Regions from separate parts of the Mus musculus genome. Here region 2 is linked to region 1. A link is a loop called in an ENCODE intact Hi-C map of the cell type or tissue named here. Cell type or tissue: left cerebral cortex. All regions are shown on one strand. Each heading gives the region's core, and the rest is flanking DNA. Links, peaks and the distances in the headings are about the cores only. Region 1 overlaps Ap2b1 (adaptor-related protein complex 2, beta 1 subunit). Region 2 overlaps Taf15 (TATA-box binding protein associated factor 15).

Region 1 (16,375 bases), core at 4,874-12,873:
GTTGGCTTCCAGGATGATTTGACAGGAGGGCAGTGGTTCAGTGCTGATAATTCATTTTCATGGAAATGAGGAACTAAAAAAATAAAAAATAAAAAGTATTATTGGCTGCCAACTCTCTAAATTGCTCTGTTTTGTAGTGTATAGGTCAGGGCCTTGTGTGCAGTAGGCAAGCATTTTACTACTAAGCTGTATCTTCAGCCCTCACAATAGTTTTTGTGGGAGGGAAAAAAAAAAAAAAAAAAAAAAAACGGTTAGAAAAAAATCTGAGCCAGGGCTTGAGAATGGCTCAGCGGCTAAAAGCACTGACTGCTCTTCTAAAGGTCCTGAGTTCAAATCCCAGCAACCACATGGTGGCTCACAACCATCCGTAATGAGATCTGATGCCCTCTGCTGGGGTTTCTGAAGACAGCTACAGTGTACTTACATATAATAAATAAATCTTTAAAAAAACAAAAACAAAAACAAAAAACTGAGCCAGGCAGTGGTGGCACATGCCTTTAATCCCAGCACCTGGGAGGCAGAGGCAGGTGGATGTCTGAGTTCGAGGCCAGCCTGGTCTACAGAGTGAGTTCCAGGACAGCCAAGGCTACACAGAGAAACCCTGTTTCGGAAAACAAAACAAAACAAAACAAAACAAAACAAAAAGTCTGAGAGCAATGGAAGGAGCCCAACAGATGCTGGCACAGGCCTCATCTTGTTTCACATATGCCTTCAGACCACATTCCACCTCCTGTCTAGTTGCCCTCGATTCTTTCTCCAGTGATGGAGACAAAGGCCAGGGCCTCATACATGCTAGGGAAGTGCTCTGCCACTGAGCTATATTTCAAACTTCGAGATTATTTTAAAACGAATCATACAAAGTATATTTCTTATGAGCTACAAGCCTAGCACTTGGCTCTGAGACAGGGTCAGGCTATGTATAGTTTATGCTGACCTGAAACAACTTACTACGTAGGCCAAGAGACCTTGAACTCACTATTCTCCTACCTCAGCTTCCTAAGCACTGAGATTTCAGATGTACATCATTACTGCCAACCTCTAGTTTCATCTACAATCATTTAGGCATACTCTAAGAAAAATAATTAGCTTTATCAACAGCCCCCACCAAAAATTACAATTTCCACATCAATTCACTGTGGTATCAAAGCATTCCAACAGTTATACTGCACATTTTCAGTTTAATGCACATTTTCTTCACTGTTGGCCAGGAGGAATTAAGTAGGTCCCGAGTCCTTGTGATGTGAGCCTATGTTTTCAAGTGTGTCTACGCTTTCTCCTATGTTCAAGTTTGAAATTCTTCTTTTTTTTTTTTAAGATTTATTTATTATTATACGTAAGTACACTGTAGCTGTCTTCAGACACCCCAGAAGCGGGCATCAGATCTCATTACAGATGGTTGTGAGCCACCATGTGGTTGCTGGGATTTGAACTCAGGACCTTCAGAAGAGCAGTCAGTGCTCTTACCCACTGAGCCATCTCTCCAGCCCAAGTTTGAAATCCTTAATCAAGATCTGGAATCAGTCATTTCTCCAAGGTGTCTGATTTCCTTGTAATAGAGTTTATGGATATATTTACTTGTATTCAGTATTATGCATTTACAAAATGGGGCATAGTCAAATATAAACGGTCTGTTCATTTCCCAAGTACTAGCCATCTTTTCATAATTTACCATTTCCCTATAAGAAATGTCTAAGCCGGGCATGGTGCACACGCCTTTAATCCCAGCACTTGGGAGGCAGAGGCAGGCGGATTTCTAAATTCAAGGCCAGCCTGGTCTACAGAGTGAGTTCCAGGACAGCCAGGGCTACGCAGAGAAACCCTGTCTCAAAAAAAAAAGAAAGAAAGAAAGAAAAAGAAATGTCTAACTACACTCACAAAGTAGCATCATTAGCATAAAAGGACTGAAGTTCCAAGTTTGGATTCTAAAATGAGTCATATTTAAAAAACAGAATTAATCCCAGTACTTGGGAGGCAGAGGTAGATGAATTTCTGAGTTTGAGGCCAGCCTGGTCTACAGAGTCAGTTCCAGGACAGCCAGGGCTACACAGAGAAACCCTGTCTGGAAAAAAAACCAAAAACACAAAACAAAACAAAAAACCAGAAGTTAACTATAAAGTTAGCAAATAGCCTTCCCTTATTAAAATACTTTAAGATTCTAAATATTTCTACATATCTTACATATATAAAAAAAATGCCTGTTAGTATATTTCACATAGTACATGTCTTGTCCACACAAAAAGCAGACTAGAGAAGCTATGCTTTCCGTCCTAAACATGATATGTTTTCTTAATTACGTAAGTGCATCGGCATGTCAGGTGGAGGTCAGAGGACCACTTTGAGTGTCACTTCTCCTCTTGAATCATGTGGATCCTGGATATTGATTTCAGGTGACTAGGCGATCTCTCTGCTCTAAAAATAGAAAGTATTTACAAGAAGGAAGATGGGCTGCAAATTCAAAAAGAATCCATCAAATCTCCAATGAACCTCTTGACTTCTATTCTGAGAGTAGGCAATTATTTGCTTAGCGGTATAGTTTCATACACATGGAGAGAACTGAAACTCTCTCAGAAGTGGGTTTTTTGTTTGTCTAAGAGAACATGCAGATGCAGAGTGGCTGCAGCACCAGTCAGTGATTACAAAACGTTATCAAATATGCGCTTAGCAGTCCTAAGTGCTGCTAACAGCCCACACAAGAAGACTAAAGCTTGGAACACTGGTACGTGCTTAACCCCAACATCTGGAAGGCTAAGGAAGGAAGATGCCAGCTCAAGTCCTGTCTGTACTTCATGAAGAGTTCAAAGCTGGCCTCAGTAACTTAGTGAGACTCTCTCTTGAAATAAAGAGAGCTGGGAAGGAGTTTAGTAATAAAGGGTTTGCCTAGCATAAGCAAGGTCATAGGTTCAATCCCCAGTACCAACAAGGGAAAATTGTAGTATATTTCAAAGGTTTATGGTCATTACTTTAAAGAGGAGTAACACTTCCAAATTTTCTCAGTTTTTCCTTTCTGAATGACGATAGTATGACCCACATAAACAAAAGTTTTCTGGAGATCTGGGGGAAAGTGGATGCTGAAGGAAGGGCTCTTGAGACCAAAAAGCTGAGAGCTGTCCCTATAAGCAACAGAAACCCAGATAACAGCAGTGGGACAGGATGCTCCAAAGATCCTGATGTCCTGAAGTAGGTTTCTGCTAGTCCTGTTTCACATGTTAGCTTAGGCTACTGCTATGCAGAATTCAAAGGTTGATAAAATTTTCTAAGAGGCCAAAATAATAAATATTTTAGACTTAGTAGACCAAGAATCCACTTAAATTAACAAGCATAAGCCAGGCATAGTAACACACTTTTAATTCAGCATGTGGAGAGCAGAGACAGATGGATCTCTGAGTTCAAGGCCATCCTAGTGAGTTCCAGGATAGCCAGGACTTCATAATAGACTTTGTCTCAAAGATAAGATAAAATAAAATAAATCTTAAGCCTATTTTATAAGTTATTTTAAAGTGAGTGTTATTTTTATCAATGAGGAAGATGGCAATGTCTTACATTTGATTCAAGGTTTGTACATGTATGTGGAGGTCTGAGACAGGACAGAAGTGCTTCTCTGCTGGGTTTAGGGGACTAAAATAGGTCATTAGGCTCTGCAGAAAATGACTTTACCCACTGAGCAACCATATCAGCCCCTTGTTTAAACACTCATAAGTCTCTATAGCACCTTTTTAAGTTGACACAGCTGGATTCTCATGTCACTACCTCTGCTGGGGAACGTTTTAGATGATGTGTAAGAAGAAAACACAGCTTCATATAAATATAGGACTTGGAAAATAAAGAAATAGCTTAGTGTCTTTTTAAAATAAATGGATATTGTTTTCTATATGTTTATTTTATCTTATTTGCAGTAGTGTTTTGCTTGCATGTATGTATGTGCACTACATATATGCCTGACACCTGAGGAGGTCAGAAGAAGGTACTAAGAGCACTGGACCTCCTGGGTGCTGGGAACTGAACCCAGGTCCTTTGCAAGAGCAACAAATTACTCTTGACTACTGAGCCATTTCTCCAGTACCCTAATCACAGAATAATAAAAACACAGCTTCAGTATATGTGTACATACACACACACACACACACACACAAACAGGCACATATGCAGGCATACACACACACACACACACACACACACACACACACACATTTTTTTAAGAAAGGGAAACTGCTGGCAGGATGGGCCAGATGACCTCAGGTGGCAGGAGAGAACAGACTCGAGAGCAGTCCTCTAACCTCCACAGGCACACACACGTACATAAATAAACAAAATACCTATATCTGATAAAATACAATTTTACTGTATCATGAACAAGAGTCATGAATGAACTGCTCTTTTCTTTTTTTCTTGGAGTGAAAAAGAGAATGACTCTCCCCGCCAGCACCACTGCCTGGATTCACGGTAAGGTGGTGGCAATTCTTACCATCACTGAAAAGCTCAGAATGGTAAAGGGGAAAAGAGAATCAAGATTTATAAAAACAGCTTTTATCTCATGGATCTGAGAGGGCGTTATAGACTGTGGAGCCTGCACTTTAAACAGCTCACTAGTCACAGAAGCAAAAATTAATAATGGTCAAGGGAATGTTGGCTCCCACCTTGAATCCAACAACAGAATATAGAGCTGCAAAGCTAAGAGCACTGACTTAAACCAATTAGAGTATGTGAGCTGATGGCTCAGGTTAAGAGCACTGAGTGTTCTTTCAGAGGTACTGAGTTCAATTCTCAGCAACCACATGGTAGCTCACAACCATCCGTAATGGGATCCAATGTCCTCTTCTGGTGTGTCTGAAGACATCAACAGTGTACTCATATAAATAAGTTAATCTTGAAAAGAAAAGAAAAGAAAAGAAAAGAAAAGAAAAGAAAAGAAAAGAAAAGAAAAGAAAGGAAAAGAAAAGAAAAGAAAAGGAAAGAAAAGAAAAGAAAAGGGATATGTGAGCTCAGCATATTTTTATCATCTTTTAAAACTACCTCAGCAATAAATTTGTAACAGTGCCAGGACTAGAGATGGTTTATGCTATATCTGCATGCAACAAAAATTTAAAAAGCAAGCAACTTAGGTCAGAGATAATATAAAAGTGTGTACTTTTCCTTGTGATGTCTACAATGGAGCAACAACACATTTCCACAGGTTCCACAAGTTTGGTTTTCTCAAGACATTGGTGCTATGTTGCCCAGGGTAGATGTCCAAATCTGGCTCAAGTGATCCTCCTGCCTCAGCCTCTCAAGCGGCTACCTCAGGGGTCTGCAGCGTCTAGGAAAGCTGTAAGGGCTGACTGTCCATAGGGGGGCAAGAATCATCCCTACCTCACGTCCTTCCCCACGGTCATAGCAGCAATCACTTTCTTCACAGCCTCCTTCCTCTTTTCTTTCTTTTCATTGTTGAGTTCAGCTTTTAATTCAAAAATTTCTCCTAAAAGAGATGAGAGCAAATAGGGATGGTTTCAGGACTACAGTACAGACAGAATATTGCAATATAAAATACCATCAGGATGACAAGGCAGCCACTGAAGTAAGGTTACTTTAAACTTATAAGAGATGTGCAATTCAAAGCCCCAGAATGTTAACTGACCCACCGACAAAGACCCCATCAACACGTCCTAAACCTTTAAATCATCGTCTTTAAAAGGCCACACAGACCCTACTTTAGAAAGCATAAGAGCAAGAAAAAGAAAACCTCACTGCAACAGCATTAGGATCAGTATTTTAGGAATAGCAGACTTTTAAGGACCTAAGAAGAAAATAAATGAAAGTAGGGAGCTGGCTTGGAAATCAGTGTTTACAAACTAATAGAGATACAACTTAACAGACTAATAAATTAGGCTCAAAAATCACAGTTTATTACTTACAAAATTGGGCTTAGCATCCCCCACCCCTCTCAAGATTTATTTATTTTACGTGTTTTACTTTTTTGCCTGCATGTATGTCTACACACCACATGTATCCCTGGTACCCTCAGAGGGCAGAATAGGGTATTGAACGCCCTGGAAAAGTTATGGAGAGTTGTGAGTCACTATGTGGGTGCTGGGAACTAAACTCAGGTCCTCTCCAAGAACAAGTGCTCTTAACTGCTGAGCCGTGACTCCAAGGCCCAGCATTCACTTCCTGGCTTCAGTTCCCAGCACCCATATGGTAGCTTATAACTGTTCCTAACTCTAGTTCCAGGGAACCTGATGCCCTCTTGCCTCTGCTAGCACCAGGCACACATATGTCCACGCAGAAAAACACTCATATACATAAAAATAATAATTGCTTTAAAGGACAACTTTTGGGAGTTGGTTCTCTTTAGACCTTCTTAAAATGTCTTGTTTCTGCTGCTGTGCTGTATACTCTGAATGATTCTCCTGTCTGTATCCCATGCTGAAGTAGGAATAATGGGATTACTGATGCATACAACACCACATGCAACTTTACTATATGGGTTCCAGGGATAGAGCCTAGATGGTCAGGCTTGGATAGCAAACACTTTTCCTTACTAAGCTATTTTACCAGACAAAGAAATGATCAAAACTATCAATCCAGTCTGGACCAAATGAACTGGGTTGTCAAGAGCTCTTAATTCGTGGGTTATCCTAATGTACAAGTACAGTTAAGTCAGAAAAGAAAAAGAAATCACCAGTCTATAGTAGCATGACTGGTAGGGGGTAATAATCCACTTTCTAACAGGATTGGAAGTCCACTCACAGGAGGGGATTCATGCTTGGTACTTGTGATGGTTTCAATGAAAATGTCCCCATAGACTCACATGTTTAAATACTTGGTCCTCAGTTGGTACAACTGTTTGGGATGGCTTAGGACATAGGGTCTTGATGGCAGAAGTGTGTCGCTCAGGGAGGGCCTTTGGGGTTTCAAAAGGTGTCATTCTACTGTTTCTGTTTGTGGATTTGGATGTGAACTCTCGGCTGCTGCACATGTGCCACATCTGCCTGTCTGCATGGCATGATGGGGATGCACTCCTATTCCTCTGGAACCATGAGCCCCAAAGAAACCCTTCTTTCTATAAGTTGCCTTGGCCATGTTATTTTGTCACAGCAATAGAAAAGAAACTAATACAGTACTGGAAACCTGGTCAAGAGCCCATGGCTCAGGAGGTTATAGGCCTCGGTGGGCTATCTATCACTGTTATCTGCTGAAGGATCATGTTGTCCAACTGCTTTCTACATATATACATTTATACTCCCAAATTAGTGTTGTTCTCAACCTCCATAGAAAAGCTTGTTCCAATTAGGCAGTGGTTAATGCAGAGTCAAAATTATTCAAAGTGCTGAGAATAAGTGAGTGACCCAGTCCTAAATGGAACATCTGTATCAACTACCTCACCTGCCCCATGTCTCAGAGACCATCACAGAGGAAGGGACAGTGGAGACAGTGTGTGACATGGAGTGTAGGAAGGAGGGTTGTGAAAGGCTGTTTCTGTACATGAGGTAGCCATTGCATCCATTAACTCACCGTGCCTATGGTTATGTGCATGATAACAAACCAGCCAATATTAAAGCAGGGACGGGGGAGGGGCTCACAAGGCTCAAGCCCTAGTTTGGGAGCTCATGGTAGGTGATGGCAGCTGGGAGGGAGAAAGCCATTATTCTTTGGTGATGTGGCCACTGGCAGATTGTCCAAGCTCTTAGAAGGTCCCATAAAAATGGGCATGAGGGAGGCACTAATTAGATTCAGTGTGTTATAATAAATAAATAAATAAATAAATAAATAAATAAATGCACACATGCCATGAAGTTGGGAGGGGGCATAATAGGAAGAACTGGAGGGGGAAGTGGGTGCTGGATATGAACAAAATACATTACTTATGTATGAAATTCTCAATAAATATATATATGGACTGGTAAGATGTCTAAATGGTTAAAGGTGCTTCAGAACCAACTTTTGAAAGCTGTCATCTGATTTCCACATATACTATGGCATGTGTGTGTGTGTGTGTGTGTGTATGTGTGCGCGCGCACGTGCACACGCACACACACTGAATATAAAATAAATATGGGAAAAAAGCACTACCCTAGTGAGTAGTTTAATAAGTTATTTGGCTTTAAGGTCTCAGCCTCAATCATTTGAATGTCAATTCAATTGAATTCCATGAAAGTCAATGTGGCCCAGCACAGTAGCACACGTCTGTAATCCCAGCATTCAGGAGGCAAAGGCAGGAAGGTAGACTGCCATAAGTTCAAGGCCAGCCTGGTCTACTTAGCAAGTTTCAGGCCAGATGAGGCTACATGAGATCCTGTCTCAGAAAACAAGCAAAAAGGTGGAGGAAGAATGAAGCTTAAAATGATACAAACTAGGGACATTTCTAAGGACCCAGTTATGAACGACTACTCAAGAAGTGTCAAAGATTATTACCACTACTTTAAGGCTCCATGTCTAGCCTCATCTGCCTTTAGAACACAAGGGATAAAAGAAAAAGGCCTAATCAGACAAAGGAGGAGGAGAATGGAAGGAGGGCTACCCCACACCATCATTTTCATAAGAAAAAGGCAACAACTCTCATCAGACAGAAGGAGGGTCGAATGAAAGAAAGGCTCCCCACACCACATACATGGTCATGCCTACTCCCATTTCTTCCTTCTGTGGATACCCCTACCTTTTTTGTTGTTTGTTCTGTCTGCAATCGGGCCTTGCTATGTAACCCTGAAGGGCCTGGAATACACAATGTAGACTAAGCTAGCCTCTTGTCTCAGGCCACCCTGCCTGTCTTCAGACTGCTGGGATTACAGGTATATAATCACTCCAACCATTTTTCCATCTGTCTGTTAAACCTGACTACTGTTGCCTCCTTGCCCACCACCTTCCAGACTGCTCTCAATGATCATTCTACCCTGACGTCATCCACCACTCTGACCACTCTGTGATCTCCCTGAAACCCATGACAGGAAGTATATCGACAAGAGACATAAAAATGGAGCACATAAAAGCTGATTTTATCAATATCCATCCCCAGTAGGCAAGCAAATTGCTTAAAAAAAAAATCACTATTCCATTTAATTGACAACTACAAAAATAACACTGGCAGAAAGGCCAGGCCTTTAAAGAGTCAGTCTCTTTTTTACTGAGCTGTGTGCTGCTGTCATTTACTTCTGGAACAGTGAAGGGCAAACAGCAGGGATTCACAAGTCTGAATTGAACGGAGAGCAGCACGAGGAGCTGCAGAATTGAAACAGGATGTAACTGAAATTATTCCAGAACCCAGCATAAATTTAAAGAATCTGCTCCAGAGGCGGTTCTGGTGGGCGGTACAGGAAGCAAAAGGAACACAGTCTATCCATTTTTGAAAAGCATATTAGTTGTGACTAATTTGTACGTCCCAAACTTTTATAAATGTCATTTGTACCCTTTGAAAGAAAGGGTTTGATAAATTAGGTGAGTTTTAAAACAACTTTTAGGAAAAGGCCAAGCGTGTGCTTTTAATCCCAGCACTTAGAGAAAGCAGAGGCAGGAAAATCTTCAAGGTCAGCCTAGACTCCAGAGTGAGTCCCAGGACACCCAAAGAACCCTGTCTCAAAAATGAAACAACAAAACCTTCCCATGTCATTATAGACAGTATGCTGGTTATCAAAGCACAGAAAGTGTTAACAGAGGAAAACGTAAATACATCTGGAATAAATCAACAAGGAGTTGATGGCTCTTTCGGTGTGGCTCTTACTAGTGTGTCTGTGTACACATCAGTGCGCGTGAGATCTATGTGTGGGTGAGAGTGAATGGAGGGTAGAGGACAACTTCGAGGAGCTGGCTCTTTCTTTCCACCTTTAGTGGGCTGCAGAGCTCAAACTCAGGTTGTCAGGCTTACCCGGCAAGCACCTTTACTGGATGAGCCATTTTGGTGGCCATTTGATTCTGAGACAGAATCTTGCTATGCAGCTCAATCTAGCCTCACAAGCATCCTGCATCAGCCTCCTCAGTGCAGAGATTCTAGGCATATGCCACCATGACAAGCAGGCTGATAGTTTTTGTGAGGTGTAAACAACAAAGATAGAGAAGAAACTGGATAAATCAAAAGACAAACACTAGGAAAAGTATCTTGCATGTGCCATATTTTATTACCCAACCCCACTCATTTCACTAGTCAAATCTACTAAGCACTGTTAGCAGCTAAGACTGGTTTTCAGAGTTGGCTACATATTAAAAAAAAAAAAAATCTGTAGAGCTTTTAAAAACTCACTATTCAGTCTAGCATGGTGATATATATTTGCAATCCCAGCACTTGAAAGTATGTCAGGAGAGTGAATTCCACGCTAACTTGGAGTACATCACACGTTCTAAGACAACCCGGCTAATTAATGGTAAGACTCTATCTCAACACTAAATAAAATAGATTACATAGAAAAAATCAGAACAAGGACTGGAGAGATGGCCCAGAAGGTAGAATACTGGCTGTCCTTCCAAAGGACCTGAATTTGACCCTGTCTTAGTCAGGGTTTCTATTCCTGCACAAACATCATGACCAAGAAGCAAGTTGGAGAGGAAAGGGTTTATTCAGCTTACACTTCCACATTGCTGTTCATCACCAAGGAAGTCAGGACTGGAACTCAAGCAGATCAGGAAGCAGGAGCTGATGCAGAGGCCATGGAGGCATGTTCTTTACTGGCTTGCTCAGCCTGCTCTCTTATAGAACCAAGACTACCAGCCCAGAGATGGTCCCACCCACAAGGGGCCTTTCCCCCTTGATCACTAATTGAGGAAATGCCTTACAGTTGGATCTCTGGAGGCATTTCCTCAACTCAAGCTCCTTTCTCTGTGATAACTCCAGCTGTGTCAAGTTGACCCAAAACTAGCCAATACAGACCCCAATACTGACTTGGTAGGTTTGCAACCAACTTTAACTGCACTTCCCAAGGACTCTGGTGTCCTCCTCCAGCCTTCATAGGCACCAGGCATGCATGTGGTACACGGACACATAAGCAGGTAAAATACCCATATATGTTAAATAAAATAATAAATGAAAAAAATTTTAAAGGGAGATCCTCTAATATCAGCTGTGGGCCTTCTACATCCTTGTAAGCAACACACACTTGTTGAAAAAATCAATCTTCAAACTGTATATATTCCCCAGTTATGATTTTGTGACATTTGCTTTATAATTCTCTACATACACACAGATCTTTTTCTTCATACTATTATAAGTTGCAGACATTATGCCTCTTTAGCCTTGAATATGTAACTTGTGTTTTTAAGGATAAGGAACTTTTCTTATTTTAATATTAAACAATTAATACTAAAACATCAATATATCACCACCACCAGCTCAATGCCCTTTATAGCAACTTGATTCCGATCCCATCCCACCTCTGGGGCAGCATTCAGCTTAAGAACTCTGCAGTGACTTGTTGTGCCAGGAGAAGGGAGGGGGGAATAGGGAGGGGCCGTGTGAGGAGAGAACTGGGGGAAGAGGAGGGTCTGCGATTGGGATGTGAGTAAATAAAACTAATTAAAAATGCTAAAAAAAAAAAAGTATTACACTTATTGTCATGTCCTCGAAGCAATTTATTTTTATAATAAGATTTTTTTTTTAAGATAGGGTCTTAAAAACCCTGGCTGTTCTGAAACTATGTAGACTAGCCAGCCTGGCCCTGAATTCATAGCAATCCACTCACCTCTGCCTCCCAAGTGCTATGTCATGATAAGATGTACAGGGCCCTTATTATGAGAAGCGCCTCCAATTTGCCATGGGTTTCCTGAATCGCAATAAGGTTATAAATGCTGGCAAGATAACTTCATAAAACATCACATCAAAAGGCAAACGGTGTTACTCTGACTGGTTTTGGTGATGTCAACAATGAATTAAGGTTCTACATACCATTTTTGTTGGTTTTTTAAGTGTGTGTGTGTGTGTTGCTTGGTACCCATAGATGTCAGAACAGGGTGCCAGATTCCCTGGAACCAGAGCTATAAATGGTTGTGAACTACAGTGTGGATGCTGGGAATCAAAGCAAGGGCCTCTGCACACACAAGTGCTCTAACCGCTGAGCCGTCTCTCCAGCTCCCTGAATGCTAGAGTCTGACATTAAAGACCTAATATGTTTCATCTCTGTAATTTTTTTTGGTAGTTTTTTTTTTTTTTAAAGATTTATTTATTTATTACATGTAAGTACACTGTAGCTGTCTTCATACACTCCAGAAGAAGGCATCAGATCTCATTACGGATGGTTGTGAGCCACCATGTGGTTGCTGGGATTTGAACTCAGTACCTTCAGAAGAGCAGTCAGTGCTCTTAACCGCTGAGCCATCTCACCAGCCCTTTTTTTGGTAGTTTTTCGAGACAGGGTTTCTCTGTATAGCCCTGGCTGTCCTGGAACTCACTCTGTAGACCAGGCTGGCCTTGAACTCAGAAATCCACTGCCTCTGCATCCCCAGTGCTGGGATTAAAGGCGTGTGCCACCACACCCGGCATCGTAATTAGTAATTTGCTTAAAGATATTTTGAAACCCAATCAATGCCCTGTTCCTTATCAAACTTCCCACTTACTAACTTTAGCATCATAACTCTTGCCTAAATTATAATTTATACTAAATATAGTCACACATGTATTGATTATACTCATTAGGTTAATATCCATTACTCTGATCATTTTGTTTTGTTTGGTTTGGGTTTTTTTTGAGACAAGGTTTCTCTGTGTAGCCCTGGCTGTCCTGGAACTGGCTTTGTAGGCTGGTCTCAAACTCTCAGAGATCCACCTGCCTCTGCCTCTAAGTGCTGGGATTAAAGGCATTTGTCACCACCACCTGGCTGAAAAATGTCATTTAGAAACCAAGATTGACTACTTGGAACCCTGTGTACCTACTCTGACTTAAGTGAAAATCAGGTACTTAATCAGTAACTCCACTGGTGTTAAAGAACTAAGCAAAATGTGCACAATACACTTTCAGACTCAGCTAAGTCTGAAGATAAACGCACCAGGAAATACTTCAAGGCAAACAAAGACAAATTCTATGCTAGCCACTAGAGAAGAGGACACATACACCAGAAAAGCAGGCCAAGACACTGAAAAGAAGAGTGATAAATGGCACAGTAGCTGGTGCCAGGCCCAGAATACTTCAGCAAACAGAAGACCTGCTGGGTCCAAAAGCACACACTTCTGATTCTGAGAAGCAGAGCAAGCTCAGCGGGGGGGCCTAGTAAGCTGAGGACAGTGACACTAACCTAGCTCCCACAGAAGGACCAGCCATACTTCTAGAAATGAGCCACGTGGAAACAATTGGGGAAGTTAGATTTTCCCAAGAAGAATCCTTAGTTTGTAAGCCCACACTCAGTAAAAGCCAGTATTCTATTACTGACCACAAATGGGATAAATCGAGCCAAGAGCGAGAGGTGTAGCTCAATGGCAGAGCACCCACCAGGCTGTGCAAGGCTCTAGAGGTCCCCAGCACTAGAAAGCAAGCATGTAAAGTCCCCTACACTTCAATAAATGTATTAAAATACAGTTATTTGTAGAAACATCAGATTCCCAGGGAGACTGCAAACGCAAGTGTAAAGACGTCAGAACACTCTACTTGGGGAGTCTAACCCAGCAACTGAACTGCACAGTCTGAAGGTCTCACAGGCTTCCCCTACTCACCCTTCTTATTGGTTGTGAAGTACTTGGAGTCAGTCATGATTCTGGATCTTTAGCGTGAACCTAGGGCAAGAGTAAAGAATGCTGTTACCCAATTACATGTCTCCAGCAAGACATCAAATTTTGAGACCATCTCTATTTAAGAATTTCTGCTTTTAAACAAAATGAGTAGCTTCTTCCCACTGCCACTGCCATTTGTGGTTCAAGCAGCACGGGAAATAAGAACTGCAACTTGCTTCAAGGAACTTCAAGGGGTGAAGTCTGAAGGGCAATGGACTAGGGCAATAATCTCAACTCCTATGGCTCTGCAGCCTCCAAGGACAAGCCTGACACCTTTGAAAATACATCTTACATTTAAGACGTTACATAAGACAATACATAAACATTTAAGACAAAGGCTTCGTTTGAAAGATTTCTAATCAGGAAAGTCTAGTTACTTCTCTGCCTCAGCATGGAGCAATTCAAACCATGGACTTCAAAGCAGCCTAAACCCAAAAGCAGAAAAATTCTGCCAACCTATTAAATATTATTTGCAAAATGGCTCTCAGAAAAATGAGCCTCCTTACTCCCAGCACCAGGAATAGAGACAGGAAGACCAAGAGGTCAAGATCTTCCTCCTAAACATAGCAGTGACTTTGAAGTGAACCTGGACTACATAAAGATGCTGTCTCAAAAAACAGAAAGGAAAGAAATGAAAGTATTAGAATACCATGTAGGGGGCTGGAGAGATGGCTCAGTGGTTAAGAGCACTGACTGCTCTTCCAAAGGCCCTGAGTTCAAATCCCAGCAACCATATGGTGGCTCACAACCATCTGTAATGATAACTGAATCTCTTCTGGGGTGTCTGAAGACAGCTACAGTGTACTTACATATAATAAATACATAAATCTTTAAACAAAACAAAAGAATACCATGTAGGATGCAAAAAGCGTTTTCATATTTGTTACATGGAGACTTGCATTAAAGTTTTCATGTTTTTCTAGCAAAAATTCAGAGAATGTTCTAATCAATCCATTCACAGCATAAATTAAATAAAACACAGACAAATTAGGGAAATTTTGTTTTTAAATATTTGTTATTATTGACTTATATATGTGTATGTGTGTACACCTGCGTGTGTGCCCCTGTACTAAGGCCAGAGGAAGGAGTTGGAACCCTGAAGCTAGAGTTACAAATGGTTGTGAACCACCTGACCTGAGTATTGGGAATTGAAACTGGGCCTCTACAAGAGCAGCAAGTGCTTTTAACCCCTGAGATACCTGTGCTTTTTGAGACAGCATCTCCCTGTGTAGCCCTGGCTGGCCTGAAACTCTCTATATAAAAGAGATTGGCCATAACTTTGCAAAGGTCCGCTTCTTCTGCCTCTGTCCAGAGTGCTAGGGTTACAAACATAACCACACATGGTTCTGTCTGTCTGTTTGTTTTTAAAGACAGGTATTATGGGGCCCAAGATAGTCTCAAACGTGCTATGTGCCTAAAGATGACTTTTAACTCTGTTTCTCATGCCCCTACCTGCCAGGTGCTGGGGGATTACAGATATGAGCCACCGCACCTGGCTAGGAATTCTTCACATAAACAGGTAGATCTGAGTTTAGGGCCAGCTTGATCTACATAATGAATTCCCGAGCCAGTAAGACCCTGTTTTAAAGACTTGTGATATAAATCTTAAGTTATTTATGAGTTTACATATGCAAACAGAAACGCTAATGTACAGAAACAATTACTAGGGCCTGGCAGACCACAGCTGTGGCTCAAAACCTTTACTGTTTCTACAGAACGCTGTTATACCATTTAAAATCCCACGAAGCATCAAAACTTCAAACCTAAGATTTAAAGACAAATTTGTTTGAAAGTTTTTCACCCACTTATTTGGGAAAAATGCATGAAAGCATTCTGTTTTCTAAAGCTCTCATATCTACCCATTCACATATATATTTTTTTTTCCTTTGAGATAGGATCGTTACTATATAGTCTTGGCAATCTTGAAACCTGCTGTAAAGACCAGGCTGGCTTCCTACACATGGGATCCTCCTGGTTCTGCCTTGTGCCACCGTATCCAGATAACATGAAATTCTAACTCTGTTCATCACCTTAAGGCATGGCTTTATTAGCAGCCTACACATTTCATGATTAGTATGATTCGATTCCTAGCACCCAACAGAGAGACTCATCGGAATCCAACACCTTCTGGTCTCCCTGGGCACATACGCATGGTACACTGACATATACACACAGAAATAACACCTGTATACATAAAATAGAATAAAATAATAAAAAGAAGCCTGCAACATATATCCTAAATCAAAAATCTCTGCTTTCTAAGAAAAAGAGATAAAGAGAACCAGCTACTTGGGAACCCGAGGTAGGTCTGGAAATTTTAATGAGGGTCTATCTTAAAAATAAAATAAGGCTGGAGATGGCTCAACAGTTAGGAGCACTAGCTGTTCTTCCAGAGGACCTGGGTTCCGTTCCTGCCATGCACTTAGCAACTTATAACCATCTGCCCTCTTCTGGCCTCTGAAGTCACTGAATACACAAGTGGTATACAGACTTACGTGCAGTCAAAATACCCATATAAAAATAAAATAAATAAATAAAGGGCCAGTAGTAGAGGGCTTGCTTAATATAGGAAAAATCCTGTGCTCAATCTTCAGTGGCATTTTGGACCAGGGATATAGCTCAATGCTAAAGTGCTTACCTAGCAGGTATAAGACATCTCCATCATCAAAAGGGGGAGAGGAAGGAAAAAAAAAAAGCAGGTAAATATATCACTCATTTAAC
Region 2 (16,375 bases), core at 3,665-11,664, 180 kb before region 1:
ATTGAGAAAATGCTTCCACCAGATTGGTTGATGACTGACGTGGGAGGGCTCAGCCCACTGGAGACACTGCCACCTCTGAAGAGATGATCCTGCATGGTCTAAGAAAGCATGCTGAGCAAACCATGAGAAACAAGCAAGTAAGTGTGTTCCTCCATGGTCTCTACTTCAGTTCCTGCCCTGACTTCCTTCAATGATGGACTAAGATAAGCCAAAAAAAAAAATAAACCCTTTCCTCCTCAAGTTTCTTTTGGCCAGAATAGTCTATAACAGCAATAGAAAGCTAAATAAGACACTTAGCAAAGGCCTACAGACTTTGGGAAGTACATGCATTAAAGGATTTAGATAATGCTTACTAGGGTATATAGACTTACAATGCAATGTATGTATCTTATGTGAATATTAACAATTATGAAATCTTCAATGTGACACTTTTAACTTACCTTGATAATTCCTATTTGCTTAAAGAACTCTCCCACTTGATCTGTAGACACACCCTCCCCAAGTCCTTGCACAAAGATTGTGTTGTTATCTGAATTATCAGACTCTGAATCTAAGGAGGAAAAGTTATGGTCAATTTCATAAACATATCCCTTAAATTACTACATCCTGTTCGGTAATCAAAAACAATTTATTGACTAGTAATGGACTGCTTCTAAGCACCAAATATAAGGACCAACATATAGCCTTATATAAACATGCAAAGTGTTCACAGTAGTTGTATGGAAGATCAATTCTTACAACAAAACTACAGGTAAAGTGCAGGTTACTCTGAAATACATAAAGACCAATAAAGGGCGATGTTAAAAATATCACTCTTCAGATCCAGGACTAAAGCTCATGAAGAGATGAAGAAGGTTAATTAGCATACCTTTCTCTGAAGAACTTTCAATTATATAGTCATACGTCTGACAAATCAATACTTTTAAAAGGCTTTCTAGTATACAATTCCCCCAAATTGGAGACTTGACACTCAAGCCAGCCAGCCAAGCAGAATTGCTGGTTTCCCATTCACTGCAAAAAGCCTTGTATATATCAGAAGGTAAGAGCACCTGGTACACACACCTTACCTTACACGCACACTTTTGGATTAGTACAACAAAGTAAGAAAGTTGTATAAAAATTCAGTCCATCAAGGGATAATTCAGAAATTGCCATCCATATAGAATACTTTGGCATCTTAATAAAAACAAAAGTTCTGATTTCAATATATATTAAATATTTTTACTCAAATAGATTTTAACCTCTAAATCCTAACTTTCAAAAGGCTCCAAAAGCAAGTCTATAGCCTTTAATTCATCTAAAAATGAAACGCTACATAAAATTAGTAACTTCTACCCGGAGAAAGACAATTCCCTTGTACATGAACAACTTTCTTATGCCCATTAAAACTAATTCAATGAAAGATTTAAACAGCTTTTTACCTCTACATTGCTAAGATAACAAATTTCTCTTTAGACTGCATTAATGCTTATTAGCAGAACAAATTTGAATGTTTCTTCAAGCAACAAAGCACAAACACAGCAGTTTCTCCAGCAAGCTTTCTAATCAGATCACTAAATTATTATTTTAAGTCAAATTCCCCAGATCTGGCAGCACCATTAAATTAAATTAAATTAAATTAAATTAAATTAAACCTCCCTCCAAACACATTAATTCCTCTTCCAGAGGTAGGAAACCAAACTATCAAGAATCTTACCAGCATCTGGTCTGGGTCCATAATCCCTGTGACCTATGGGAGAAGAAAAGGAAAGGCTGTCTAAGACAACTTATTTGAAATTAAAAAGGAAACGGTAATAACCAAAGCATGTAAAGTCAGAACTTAATATCCTTGAAAGTCAACCATCACAGGTTTAAAAATAACTACATAAATGTTTATTATTTAAAGTTTAGGAAATCAAGACGAATGCCAACATTTCTTTAGCCTTGTCCAAGACAGCACCCACTTTTGTTATTATTCTAGTATCACTTCTGTCAAGCACTGTTGTAAGGCTGATTGGAAACCCCTAATAATTTAAAACACCACGTCAGCTACCTTTATAAAAGGAAAAAAAACCCTATTGTCAAAACCCAGTGAATTCCTCATTCATCGGTCACAGACTCTTTCATGCAATACACTGTGTAGAGAACGCATTGGACTACTTGAGATCAGATTTGGCTTTTAATATGTACTTGGATATAAGAGTGTATACAGAGAGTACTTTGTAATGCACACAACACACGAGCCTCAACAGAGTAAGAAGGGCTTAGACTGCATCTGCGGGATATTGGTGGCTTTTAGATTTATATAGCATTTCCACTGAAACATTTTGGGATACTCAGCACTTACCACCAAAATTTTTGAAGCCACCGCGGTCACCACCACTGCAGAGGAAAAATTGAAGAAATGATTTCTTCCTTAAGTAAGTCTCTAATGTGCTGAGCCCTGGGCTCAATCTACACTTAACTGTCACAAGTAGAGTGCCTAGAAAAATAGTAGCACCAACTTTCCAGTAAATCCATTTCAGAGTTCAATGATTCAATCTAAGTGCTTTCCCAAGGATTTATTTCCACAAGCTGTCTTCTCACATTTATAACACATCTAATATTACTTTTTATGTTAAAAAAAATTCATCTTCCCAACCCCAAGCCAAAAGATTACTACTCAAACCATAACTTAAAGCTGCAGGCACAGCATGAAAAATATGAAATTAGAGTATTAGGACTATTTTTAAATATAAGAAAGAAAAAACTAAAAGACTAGAGGAATAAAAAGTAAAGTTAGACTTTGATAGCAGAACAGAAAAGGTAAAAACTTGAAGACAGATTCTGCTGTGATATTAAATTATGGATTTTATTAATTTTTAAAGGGATAAACTTTTTTAAAAAATGAGTCTGAATAAAGATAGTCTTAAAACTTTAAACTTAAGACTGATAAAAAGTGAGGACTAAAAAAAAAGCTAAACTCAAAACTTCTCTCCATGATCCACTTTAATATGAGATCTTTTCCTATCACAGCAGAGGTTCAAGCTGCCAAATGGTCTAAAGACCAAACCAACAAAATATGTGAAAGATGCAAAGCCACAGAATGACTTTGACAAATTTATACTGTCAGTTAAGTCAATGATCCTTGTACACATAAGGTTTTATGTAACAAATCTAAGCAGCTCATGCTAACCAAGTAATTAAAACAAAAAACCAACCAACCAACCAACCAAACAAACAAACAAAAAAAGACCCCAAAATTCTCAAGTGAAAACCTTCTATAACACAAGTGCTGATAAGGAACTAACAGTTTCAGATTATATCTGAGTTGCTGCTCATCTATCATGATCCTAGCAGCTAACCTATTTATTATCTGCTTACAAACCTCTGCTCTAGGGACTACCCAACTCTAGATGGCTTTTCTGAATTGTCCAATTAAAACTAACTAAATAAGAAAGCTTTCTCTTTTTAATTACACTACCATAAAAACATTTTGCTTTGCAATCAACTTAGGACAGACACAAGTGTTTTAATTTGCTTTTAAATTGTATAAGTCCCAGAAAACCCTTCTTTCTAGCAGGAGAATAAGGTTCATTCAAGGCTATGTAGACCATACTAAACTGAAGTCCTTCATAAATACAGCTTTGTATTTAAAATTACTGTTTTAGCACAGTACCTAAACTTTCCCTGTACTTTAACTGAAAGGTCTATCACTGCTACCTCTTTAAGAAAGAGAAGCTACTCATTACTATTTTGGTTTTAGTTTCTTGAGACAGGATAAGGATGGTCCTGAATTTGCTACCTAGATAAAGATGAACTTGAGTTCCTGATCCTTTTGTGTTGAGGTTTGGCCTTTTGCCACGTAAGATACTGCTAAATTCTCTATCCCAAGGTCATTGCCTCAAGACAAGTGAATTCTCAAGTATACCAGCTTTTGTTATGCAAATCTTGCTCTTTAAAACTACTTGTTGAATAATGATGCCTACAGCCTGTAGCTGGGCAGAAAAGAGGTAGTAGTAAGCTTAGGTTCCTGGGCTTGGGGTCTGAGACAGAGTCCACTAGGAGTGAGCAGAAAGAAGGCAGAAAGCGCCATGGGGTAAGTATAACTTGAGTGCATAGCCATGAAGGCCCACCTGTTGGCGGTAGGAGTGGCCCAGGTGTAACATTGCAAATGGTATTTGGAGAGGGGGGGTGTTTACTGATAGGAAAGTAGACAAAAGAGCAGAGGGTTGATATCTGCCCAGTTCTAATGCTTTAAGGCTTATTATAAACATAAAGGTTTTGTGTCTTTTTTATTTGGAACTAAATGATTAAGGTGGGGTAGAAACCCCCAAATAAAGTTTACCACAACGCTTTTGCTTCCTCCTCTAAAGTACATTTGTCATAAACAAGCAGAGGTTAAATTGTTGAAAATAAAATGTTCCCCTTCTTTTTCAGTACTGGGGTCTCATGCTTGCTTAAATGGTCTATTTTCCAAGCCCCTTGAAAATTGTATTAGAAACCAAGGTTCCTTCAAAAATGAACCTTAGAACCCCAGTGACAGACAAGAATTAAAATATCAAGCCCACATTTCTTAAAACTTTTTTCCTTGTATATGGTGCATGCATGCATGGGTGTGGGTGTGGGTGTGGGTGTGGGTGTGTGTGTGTGTGTGTGTGTGTGTGTGTGTGGTGTGTGTGTGTGTGTGTGTGTGTGTGTGTGTGTGTGTGTGTGTGTGTGTGTGTCGGGGGGGGGGGGGTTACACCCTAATTGCTATATTGTCCAGCCAGGGCTACACAGAGAAACCGTGTGTGTGTGTGTGTGTGTGTGTGTGTGTGTGTGTGTGTGTGTGTGTCGGGGGGGGGGTTGTGTGTGTGTGTGTGTGTGTGTGTGTGTGTGTGTGTCGGGGGGGGGGGGGGGTTTACACCCTAATTGCTATATTGTCCAAAAAACAGCTGATCTGGCCCACAATAAAGAAAAATATACAGTGTTATGTGTAAGGGAGACTCATTTCCATTCTTTTTTTTTCTTCAAGACAGGGTTTCTCTGTGTAGCCCTGGCTGTCCTGGAACTCACTCTATAGACCAGGCTAGCCTCGAACTCAGAAACCCACCTGCCTCTGCCTCTGCCTCCCAAGTGCTGGGGTTAACTGTTTAAAAGGAAAAAAAAAAAGATAGAGATGACTCAATGGTTATCTTGCTGCTCGTTCAGAAGATCCAAGTTCAGTTTCCCAGCACCCATGCTCAGTGGTTGCAATAAAACTGCCTACAATTCTAGCTCCAAAGGATCCAATACTCTATTCTGTCTGTGGGCACCACCACATGGCAAATATTTACAAAAAAATAAATACACATAAGTAAAAGTATTTTTTAAAAGATGCATCCTCTAAAAGGATATATAACATTAAGGCTGAGTTTCCTTTTTTACAAAACTCAGTCCTATACCCTTACTATTCAAAGGGTAAGTATAAGTATAAACATAGCCCAAGAGCTTCGCAGAAAATGGTAATTTGCATTTTAGTAAGATCCCCATGTAACACATTATATATATTTAAGTCTAAGAAATACCATCCTAATGTTTACCTGTACATTCAAATGTCATTCAATCATTCTCACTCCCTAAGTAAGCTTTATATTAACTATATTACAATTCCTTTATTAGGAAATTTACTGTATTAACTACAGAAATAGACTTCAAGGAGTAAGGGAGATATTCTTGTGGATAGTCTCTCCTTCAAACTTGCAGTTAAGTCAAAGTCATTTCTTCTACATATTAAGGCCTCGCTAGCAATTTAAGACAGAAGAATATTTCAACAACTATGTCAAAATGTTGCAAATTTGTTTTCAATCCCAGACATAGAAGCAAAAAGTACACATAAAGAACTCCCCAAGAACATTTTAAGGGATATTTAAGACACATAGGTATGTTCAACTTAATTGGCTCAGTATCCCCACATAAAGAAACTTAAAAGATTATGAAGATATGGGTCTTCCAAATTCAAAAACCACAATGAAAAGAGGACTCTAGGGTAGCCTGGAGGTTTCAATGTGATGTCATAATATACTTAGAAAAGACACATTCAATATAAAGGAAATTTTGGTGGCAGAAAAGATAACTCAATGGTTAAGAACACTGCCTTGCTCTTCCAGAGAATTCATAGTGGATCCAATGTCCTCTTCTGGCCTTCATGGGCAATGCATGCATATTGTATACAAACTTACATACAAGAAGAATGAATACCCAGATAGTTATAAGAAATAAAAAGTTAAAAAAGAAAATTTCTTAAGCATACTATTCCTTTGAGTTTTTGTTTTAGGGGCTTGTGTATTTTTCGTTTGTAGACAGTCTTTCATTTTATATATAACTTGGCAGGCCTGGTACAAGGGACCCCAAACTGGCCTCTAACTCACTTCAATTCTCCCAAGTGCTCACATTCAGCTTTCAACTGATAATTAAAACAAACAAAGAACCCAATGACCACATGTCTCTACTGAAGGACAGAATTCCTAAGAAGCCACAGGACAATGCAGTCATACACCATACCACCACCTTATATGGTGAGCCCAGGACCAGTGCAACTTTTGCTCAAGCTCTAATTCTGTATGGATCTTTTATCCTAGAACTCACATAAAGTGCAGGATTACCTTAAAACCTTGCTCTGTGCTTGAGTTTTTATACTAATAAATCCAGAACACACATTTTGGGAATGAGAGGAAATGACCAACAATGGCATATGTGAATGATTCAATCAACTTGAACATCATTTTTCAACAGGATGGTTTACTTCCTGGAACTCACTCTGTAGATCAGGCTAGCCTTGAACTCATAATGACCCACTTGCCTCTGCCTCCAGAGTATTGCAAGTAAAGGCGTGCCACCACAGCCTGGCCAGAATTCACTGTTTTAACCATGCTAAAGCACAGTTACTACTTTACCACTTTACCTCCAACTCAGGACATACACATATTTTGTTTGAGACAGTTTCTGTGTGTAGTTCCACGCCTACCTCTGCCTCCCAGGTGCTGGGATTAAAGACAGACACTACCACCACACCTAGCTGTACATATACATATTTTTAATTGCTAATTAAATTCTCTTGCAAAAAGGAGAAAATAAAATTGCAGAATCTTAGAATACACATTTAAGAACTTGAATCATTTAACTCTATCATATACAAACAATGAAAAAGAGATATTCTACAAGAGAGTAATCATTGCTAAAACTAAAAGGCACCGAGTCATTTTTTATCTTAGATTCTAGCCCACTAAGATGTCAATGTCAGAGGACAGTAAGAAACTCAGTATTCTTTTCAACAATTGCATTTCCTATAGTTCCTATGAACTTCACATATCTCTCTCCAAATTAAGTCAATGGTTTCTTTTTATGTATTAAGCCTTCCTCCAGCCAACCAGTCATAGAATAAGAACAACCCATTCTTTACCACACTCACACCCAACCCTCACTCTCAAACTATGACCCTCTTTTAATCTGTTTAATGCCAGGTACTCTTCAAACCATTGTGTCCCTCCTAGCCTTCTACATCCCATAGTTAAAAGTTTTAACCTGAGTAAGATGATTAGAAACACAAATAGTGGTGCTGACGACTAAAATTTCTGTGTATTTTGGTATTTAAGCACAAAACCAAGTGTGTTTTAAGAAAGAAAGAAAGAAAGAAAGAAAGAAAGAAAGAAAGAAAGAAGAAAAGAAAGAAAGAAAGAAAGAAAGAAAGAAAGAAAGAAAGAAAGAAAGAAAGAAAGAAAGGAAGGAAGGAAGGAAGGAAGGAAGGAAGGAATGAATCTTGAAAGTGGGCATTTATAGTCAAATTCACAACGCTAATACCTAATGATAAGCTAAAAGGCACATCTTAAAGATGTAATAGCTCGGGGCTGGAGAGATGGATCAGCAGTTAAGAGCACGGACTCTGCTTCTAGAGAGAAGTCCCAAGTTCAATTCCCAGCAACTACATGGTGGCTCACAATCATCTGTAATGGGATCTGATGCCCTCTGGTGGTGCTCTCCGAAGAGACAGTGTACTCACACACAAAAACAAAATAAATAAATCTTTAAAAAAAATATTGTAGTACATGAAATTTTTATTTTTTGTTTATTTGGGTCCACCTCCCTGACCCCCAGAGAGAAAGAAGTCCAGAAACTCTGTGTAGACCAGGCTTGACCTTAAACTCTCAGGTGTGCCTGCCTCTGGAGTGCTGACATTAAAGGCATGCACCCAGCACAGAGATCTAATTTCAGTATTCATAAAGTTTTATAAGGACAAAGACAGGTTTGTTTACATTCATTTATGCCTACTTTGGTGCTCCAAGGACAAGGCTGAAGCCTAAAACACTTACCATCTGCCTTTCACCAAAAGAACAATCAAACCTTGACAACTCAATACAGAAAATAAATAGCTGCCCAGATTTCTAAACAGGTTTATGTAAAAACCTAATATAATGGGAGACAAGGAAGTAGTTAAGACTAAAATCGCTCCATCTCTCTTTTTACCACCACTTAAACATCAGCATGATTTTGACCTAATAAATAGCAGGCTTCTGCACAAACTCTTTGTATAAGAAGTTTCTATGAGGGGCTGGTGAGATGGCTCAGTGGGTAAGAGCACCCGACTGCTCTTCCGAAGGTCCAGAGTTCAAATCCCAGCAACCATATGGTGGCTCACAACCATCTATAACAAGATCTGACTCCCTCTTCTGGAGTGTCTGAAGACGGCTACAGTGTACTTACATATAATAAATAAATAAATCTTAAAAAAAAAGTTTCTATGAATAAAAAAAAAGATTTAAAAATAAAAACTGAGTTTATCAGCTAGTATCTGAGCTACAAATTAAACTCCGATATATTGCCAGGAAATTACGTTGTTCTCAAAAGAAAGGGGGGATGGAGGGGGTGAAGAGATGGCTCAATGGTTAAAAGCACTGGCTGCTCTTCCAGAGGTCCTGAGTTCAATTCCCAGCAATACATGATGGCTCACAGCCATCTGTAATGGGATCTGATGCCCTCTTCTGGTGTGTCTGAAGACAGCTAAAGTGTACTTATATAAATAAAATAAATAAGTCTTAAAAAAAAAAAAAAAAAAAAAGGAAGCCAGGCTGTTTTCCTCATTAGGGAAGAATCAATAACAACCTTTCAACTCTGGGGTTCTAAGATGGGTTTGTTTTTGAGACAGGGTTTCTCTGTGTAACAGTCCTGGCTATCCTGGACATGTTTTGTAGACCAGGCTGGCCTCAAACTCAGAGACCACCTGACTCTGACTCCTTAGTTCTGGGATTAAAGGTGTGCACCACCACACCCAGCAACAGTCACAGTTTTAATACATGATGTATTAGATTGTAACTTCCTTATGCAGAAATTAAACTTAAGATACATGTAACATTTATAGGATTACAAGCAGCCAGTTATCTAAAACAACTTCATTAGAAAGTTAAGTATCTACCTTTTGTTATTTCAGGGATTTTAGGTTGGGGAAAGGCTAGATAAAAAGTAAGTACTATTTCACTTTACTGGTGGCACACTGCTCTTTTGATAATGAAAATACAGTATCTTGGTACAGTAAATTAACTACCAATCAAAAAACTAATGCCAACTAATGAAGATATGTACAATATCGCTTATGTTGGTAAAATGACTTTCAATCAAAAAACTAATGTCAAATTTTTCAAAAGCCTTTAAACTCTTACAAAATTTTTCAAAATTATCAAACTTTGGCATTTCCATAATATTAAAGCATATAGTATATTAAAACAGATATATACGCAAATTTGGGGAGCACTTACAATGGTTGTATATTAGTTGTTTCTCATATCACAGAACTGAACTGCTACTGCTATATCATAAAATATCAGTAGCAGGCCACCAACACTTTCAATTCTCAGCAAACACAAATTATTTTAAAGCTTGTGTACAAATTTACAATCTATGAATCTCATCTCAGAACATAGGCCAATTGGTTTTTCATTCCATTTTTAAGACCAAAGCACTAACTACGGATGTATTTTAAATTATGCTAAAATCAGCTTTTATAACCTGTCATAAACAAATGAAATCAACATCAATACTTTAAAAATAGCAACAAGAAATGAAAAGCCTCACATACCACAGCTACAACCAGAAAAATTACAGAATATTATATATCAATTATTTCATTAATTATGTTTAAGTAGAGACATGTATTAAACCTTTCTTACATGTCTATCCCACCTTTCTATAGTCTATATCTAATACTTTCCCCACCCAAGGGAACTATTTGTTTTTCGTATAGATTAATTTACCTTTGTATTGGTTAAGACACTAAATTTCCAAAGGTATCTTTTAAAGGAGTTTTGAGTCCAGCTCCAGCAGGAAAACCAATCAAGTAATTTAATCTAATCATAGCAAAGATAAGGAGCTTTAATGGTGTTTAAGTTAACATACACCATTTATAATATAATCAATATAGCCTTTTTTTTTACAATTTTCAGTATTTATCAATATAGCCTCTTATGAAATGATTTATGACATAAAAAAGCCAGAAAATAAAGTTTTAATTTCTGTTCTTTCTACAATATAATCTCTAAAAGCCTCTTAAATGGCAGAATAAAATAAGGAAAACACTAATAGAGAGAAAATGTAATCTAAATACTTACCTTGATCCTGTCATAGGACCTCTTCCATCCTTGTCATATCCCCCACGCCCTCTACCTCCTCCCTGTGACCCGCCATATCCTCTATTATCTTCTCCATACCTACTCACATCACGACGGTCATCTACAAAAAGAAAAATGTAACACACAAAAATTGTCACCCTACATTATTAGACTGATCTTGAATTCTTGAGTTTAAGTAGCAATTCTCCTGTCCAGCTCCCATACAGGAATTATGCTGCATGTCCCCATACCCAGCAACTATTGTCACTTCTGATTAAATGTTTTAAACAGTATCACTGTAAATGGCTCCCTGAGACACATAGAATGTCCTTCAGGAAAAGAAAGAAATACACCAAAATGCAAGCCATCGCATAACTTTCTGGAATTCAATGTGCTTAAGAATTACATCTACAAGCCAGGCGGTGGTGGTGCACGCCTTTAATCCCAGCACTTGGGAGGCAGAGGCAGGCGGATTTCTGAGTTTGAGGCCAGCCTGGTCTACAAAGTGAGTTCCAGGACAGCAAGACAGCAAGGGCTATACAGAGAAACCCTGTCTCGAAAAACCAAAAAAAAAAAAAAAAAAAAGAATTACATCTACATGAAATTCCATTTTTCTAAAAAATAAGACAGCAAATAAAATTACTTAAGCTAAACTAAAAATCTGGATTAATAAACTAAAGACAGAATTCTAATTTTATTTCCTTCACCTCAAAGATATTAAAAATAATTCAAGCACAGGTCAGGCCTGCAAAACCACAGCCACTACACACTTTTCAAACCAAGAAAAGATATCCAGTAATGATTTTTACTCATTGACTCTATTATCAATATGGCTAGGAATATAACTCAGTGATGAAATGTTTGCCCTACACATAGAAAGATCATGGAATTCAATTCCTATCATCGCCAAAATAATTTTTTTCCCAGCAAAAATGTTTCATGACCACCTACTAGGAGCCAAGTCCTATGTAGACAATGAAGGCATTTAAAAAAAACAAAACAAAAAAACTTTGCCCTTCAATCACTGCCTTTCATGGTGTGGTCTGAGTTCTACGTATCAGTAATGTATATGAAGTGCTATGGAACAAGAGAGATTAATGACTGTTTCTTCTTACAAGAGATTAGAGAAGACTAGCATAGGTTAACTTTCCTAAATCAAGTATACCATCACCAAAAAACCTGACAATAGCATTGTCAACTGCTCAGTTTAAGAGACAGCATCAATTTAAGAGAAATGGAATCAGTAACCAAAAGTCACCACACAACCTTATGACAATCTCCAAAAAGTTAAAAAGAAAAATCTAATAATAGTTTTTTTCCCCCAAGATTTATTTATTATATATGAGTACACTGTAGCTGACTTCAGATGCACCAGAAGAGGGCATCAGATTTCATTACAGGTAATTGTGAGCCGCCATGATGTGGTTGCTGGGATTTGAACTCAGGACCTTCGGAGGAGCAGTCAGTGCTTTTACCCACTGAGCCATCTCCCAGCCCTAGTAATAGTTTCGTTGCCCATGAGAAATCTATTTCCAGTCATGCCAAATTTTTATCACCAAGTAAAAGTCTAAGGGTGTTTTAATCCAATGATAATTCTGTGAAGGAATGATGAAAAAGAGGTCATCATCTTACCTTGTGTGTGGTGGCTGTAGTTTTCCCTTTGTGAATGGTAAGACTGTTGGTTTTGATTATAGGAATCATGTTGCTGATAATTGGACTGCTCATCATATGAGCCTTGATGCTGATCATAACCTGACTGCTGGTCATAAGAATCTTGCTGACCATAGTCTGACTGGCCATATGAAGGTGCTCTTCCACCTTGACTAAACAGAAATCAAGAAAGAACATGAAAAATTACAGAATTATGTTTGCTGAAGCAAGTTAAAGAACACTACTAATATTGAGCTGGAGAGATGGCTCAGGAGTTAAGAAGAAAAATCCCAGCACCAACCCGTCAGCTCACAACTGTCTGTAACGCTAAGATTTACTATTCTCACAGACATACATACAGCCAAAACACCAATGCACATTAAAAAAAAAAGAATAAAAAAATAAAAGGAACACTATAGAGCAAAGCCTCAGCAGTATCTACTACTATTTCTCATGGTAATTATTTGGCTCTTTTATCTATAAAAATTTACCAATGGAATGCCTTCTAAAGACAATTTCACTATCACTAAAAAGATGCCAAAAGGGAAAACTGAAGTTGTTACACTGGGGAAAAACAACAACAAAAACAGAAACAAGAACAAAGTAACTAGTTTTTACTTCTCTGAGTTAAAAGAAAAACATAGGATAACTACCAAAATACCAATGATATGTATGATTCTTCTACAAACACGGTCACTAAGTGATGAGTTCTCTTACTAGTTATACTGAAAGGATCTATGTCACTTCCTTTCAACATCATGTCTTTATTAGTAGCCAGGCATGATGGCTATTCTTTTGGTACCAGAAAGATATGAACATAATGACCTTAAGGCCAACCTAAGCTATGAAGACTATGGGGTCTCAAAAAACGGAGCTTAGGCAGAGCTGCCTCCATTCTTAACAGTCATTCCTAATTCTACAGAATACCACAACAATCTATTCCGATTCCCAATCAAAGCACCACAAAACTATAGTATGAGCATCTATAGTATGAACATTAACTTTTTTTTTTTTTTTTTTTTTTTTTTTTGGTTTTTTTCGAGACAGGGTTTCTCTGTGTAGCCCTGGCTATCCTGGAACTCACTTTGTAGACCAGGCTGGCCTCGAACTCAGAAATCCAACTGCCTCTGCCTCCCAAGTGCTGGGATTAAAGGCGTGCACCACCACCGCCTGGTGAACATTAACTATTTATGTGACCAAAAGAAGCATTTCTTCACCAGGTGATGGTGGTATATGCCTTTAATCTCAGCAGAGGAATAGGAGGCAGAGACCAGCAGATCTCTTACTTAGAGGCCAGCCTGGTCTATAAAGTAAGTTCCAGGACAGTCAGGGATACACAGAGAAACCCTGTCTCTTTGAAAAACACATTAAAAAAACAAAACAAAACCAAAGATATTTCTCTCTGCTTTTACATGTATTTCATGCTATCAAATATATATAGCCTTTATAAAAGCACTTTCCGTTGGATTACACTTATTAATAAGACTTGGTGTTTTTCCTAATGCAGCATGGTTTCCAGATATTATTCCTCTATATGTTCTTTCTACTTTTCAGAGCACTCTTGTCTGTAAGATCAATAATTTGACCTCAGAACTCTTTCTCCAGTGCCATTTAAATTTCACGTAAAATACTTGTCACTGAAGTCAGAAGCCACTGGAGACTTCAGTCTAATATTCTTTTAACCTTCATTATGTCTATAAAATGGAAATTACCACTAATACTGTTTCATAGTGGTGTCTGAGGATCAATTATATAAGGGAATGTGGAATAAGTCCATCAAACAAAGCACAATAAAAGCCCCATTAAGAAATACTACTAGTTAGTTATTTTCATTTATAGAGGCCTACACAGTGTTTTAGACCAGCCATGGATACATAGTGAAATACTAATTTAAATAAAAAAGGGGAGAGAGGGCTAGAAAGATGGCTCAGTGTTTAAGAACACTTGTTTTTGCAGAGGACCCAGAATTAATTCCCAACATCCAGACAGTAGCTCACAAACACCTGCAACTCCAGTTCTGGGAGATCCAATGCCTTCTTCTAGCCTCCACTCTCCACCTCTAGCCTCTGTGGGCACCAAGCACATACATGGTACACATACACACATAATACTCATAAAGGAAAAATATATTCTCTTTTAAAGGTAAGTGCAGCAAGTAGCTCAAAAGCAAAATAAAGGATTTGGGCACATAGCTCAGAGTAGTTACATAGCATACCCAAAGTCCTGGGTTCTACTACCAGCACCACAAAATAATTAATTAGAAATTAAAAAGGCAAATATGCTTGACACAATTTCAATAGTTCACTGTTTCCTTACCCTCCTGATGACTCCGTGTTTTGTTGTCCCTGGTTATTGTATGATTGCTGGCCATATGAACTCTGCTTTTGATTCTCATAACTACCATACGACTGTGAATAACCTAAAAATTAAGTAAGAATACTATTTAGTGAAGGCTCTGATTTCTGACTCTCTAAAGTAGTAATTTAACAAACCAGTCCAACCTGATTGATTTTGTCCATAACCGGAGTAACCACCATAGTTTTGTCCATACGAAGAATCAGTCGTTTGCCCATAGCCAGAATAACCCTGAAATTCAGGTAAACACTCAAACTTTATTACTTACTAGAAAAAATAACTATTTATAAATGTTATTACTTATTAAATAAAATAAAGACAACTGATTTTTAACATACTTGTGGTGTTTGTCCATAGCCTTGACTGCCTTGATTTCCATAAGAAGAATAACTGTAAAAGAAAATTGTAATACTTGAAAGAAATATGCTTTAAGAAATTTTAAAACTTAAATACAAAACTTGCTTTCAACAGAGCATAGTGTTTTCCTTATCTGAATTGTTTTTTGGATACTAATTCTTGCATTTCCTTAAGGTTAAAAAAAAAATTTGGTTGCACTTAAATAAATGAGTTAAAAGACTGCTTACTTTTAAACGACAATTCTGCCTGTCTCTTAGACATGTCTCTTGTTGTGGTATTCTGTAGAATTAGGAATGACCAACAACTAAAGACATATATGAAGTCATTCCCAGACCTGTTGAACATCAATGTCTAAAGCGTTCCTGTGAAAATTTCTCACAAATATTTCACCAGAGCTGCAAAAGTAAGAAAATGATGCTTTGGAATAAATAACAAAACAGAGAAAGGCACTGAACAGTATCACTCCATAGACAGGTTTTTATTTAATATCACGTATACAGTTGTTTGCACAATGCAAACAATGTTTATACAAATAACCATTCTAACAACCACATGGTGACCCAGGTCTTTAATCCCAGCATTCACAAGACAGAATCAGGCAGATGTTTATGAGTTTAAGGCTAGCCTGGTCTACATAACAATTTCCAAGTATCCAAAGCTACACAGTAAGACCCTGTCTCAAAACAAAAACAACTGAACATTTCTAAGAATGTGTTATTTCCAAAAGCTGCATGGAGAGACCCATAGTAATTATCTGAAGGAGAAAAAAAGATAACTTTTTTTGCTTGTTTTTTGAGGCAGGGTTTCTCTGTGTACCCTTGGCTGTCCTCACTTTGTAGACTAAAGTGGCATCCAACTCGGAGATGTCCTTGAGTACTGGGGTTAAAGGCATGTGCTAGCACACCTTGTTTAAAAATATAACGTTTCAATACTAATTAGCTATATCTGAACAGATTAATTTCTTTGTACTACTTGTTTCAGTTGAATGTCATCAACTTCCCAGGTACAATATGGAACAAAGTCCAACTTAAATGCCTCGGTAATTAGAAGTGTATATATATATTTGTGTATGTATATGTGTGTGTGTGTGTATATGTATACGCACAGTCACACACACACACACACACACACACACACACACACACACACACACACACACACGGCACCAGTATCAAATGAAATTATATTGTATCAAAACCAACATGTAGTCTGATAAATGTGACTGAATGTTACTACCTTCCTAAGATTTAAATTTTTAAAATTGCATCATGCAAGTACTAACAACCAACTCTCTGAATATATGGCTCTAATACCCCCCAAATAACCTCAAAATAAAATCTTTTGGTTTAAGAGGTAACAAATATTAAAATTCCTCAACTTTTTTTTCAGAATCCATAACTTTTAAATATACAACCAATAAATACTTGCCAAGTACT

What was found. A loop is a pair of places that touch in the nucleus more often than their neighbours do. Peaks named below come from ENCODE experiments on the same cell type or tissue, not always from the same donor. Only the 100,000 strongest peaks of a DNase experiment are listed, where the experiment ranks them.
Region 2: a loop joins it to region 1, with 3 times the contacts of the local background. A loop is called at or near these places in 2 of 42 quality-filtered maps.

What each region holds. Positions count from the first base shown.
Region 1 is chr11:83,305,497-83,321,871 of GRCm38, reverse strand. It overlaps Ap2b1 (adaptor-related protein complex 2, beta 1 subunit), which reads right to left. Exons shown (of 22, transcript NM_001035854.2): 2 at 13,598-13,657; 3 at 5,347-5,452. The coding sequence starts at 13,634. Among named protein-coding and RNA genes, the nearest start is that of Ap2b1, 11 kb to the right of the region's middle. In left cerebral cortex, for the core only: no CTCF peak of the experiment used is centred there; a DNase peak (open chromatin) is centred at 9,203; H3K27ac peaks cover 1,618 bases.
Region 2 is chr11:83,483,248-83,499,622 of GRCm38, reverse strand. Taf15 (TATA-box binding protein associated factor 15) reads right to left here. Exons shown (of 16, transcript NM_027427.3): 3 at 14,921-14,972; 4 at 14,729-14,813; 5 at 14,544-14,646; 6 at 12,210-12,400; 7 at 10,578-10,698; 8 at 2,327-2,361; 9 at 1,697-1,729; 10 at 441-550. Among named protein-coding and RNA genes, the nearest start is that of Taf15, 18 kb to the right of the region's middle. In left cerebral cortex, for the core only: a CTCF peak has its summit at 7,956 (motif pointing left); no DNase peak of the experiment used is centred there.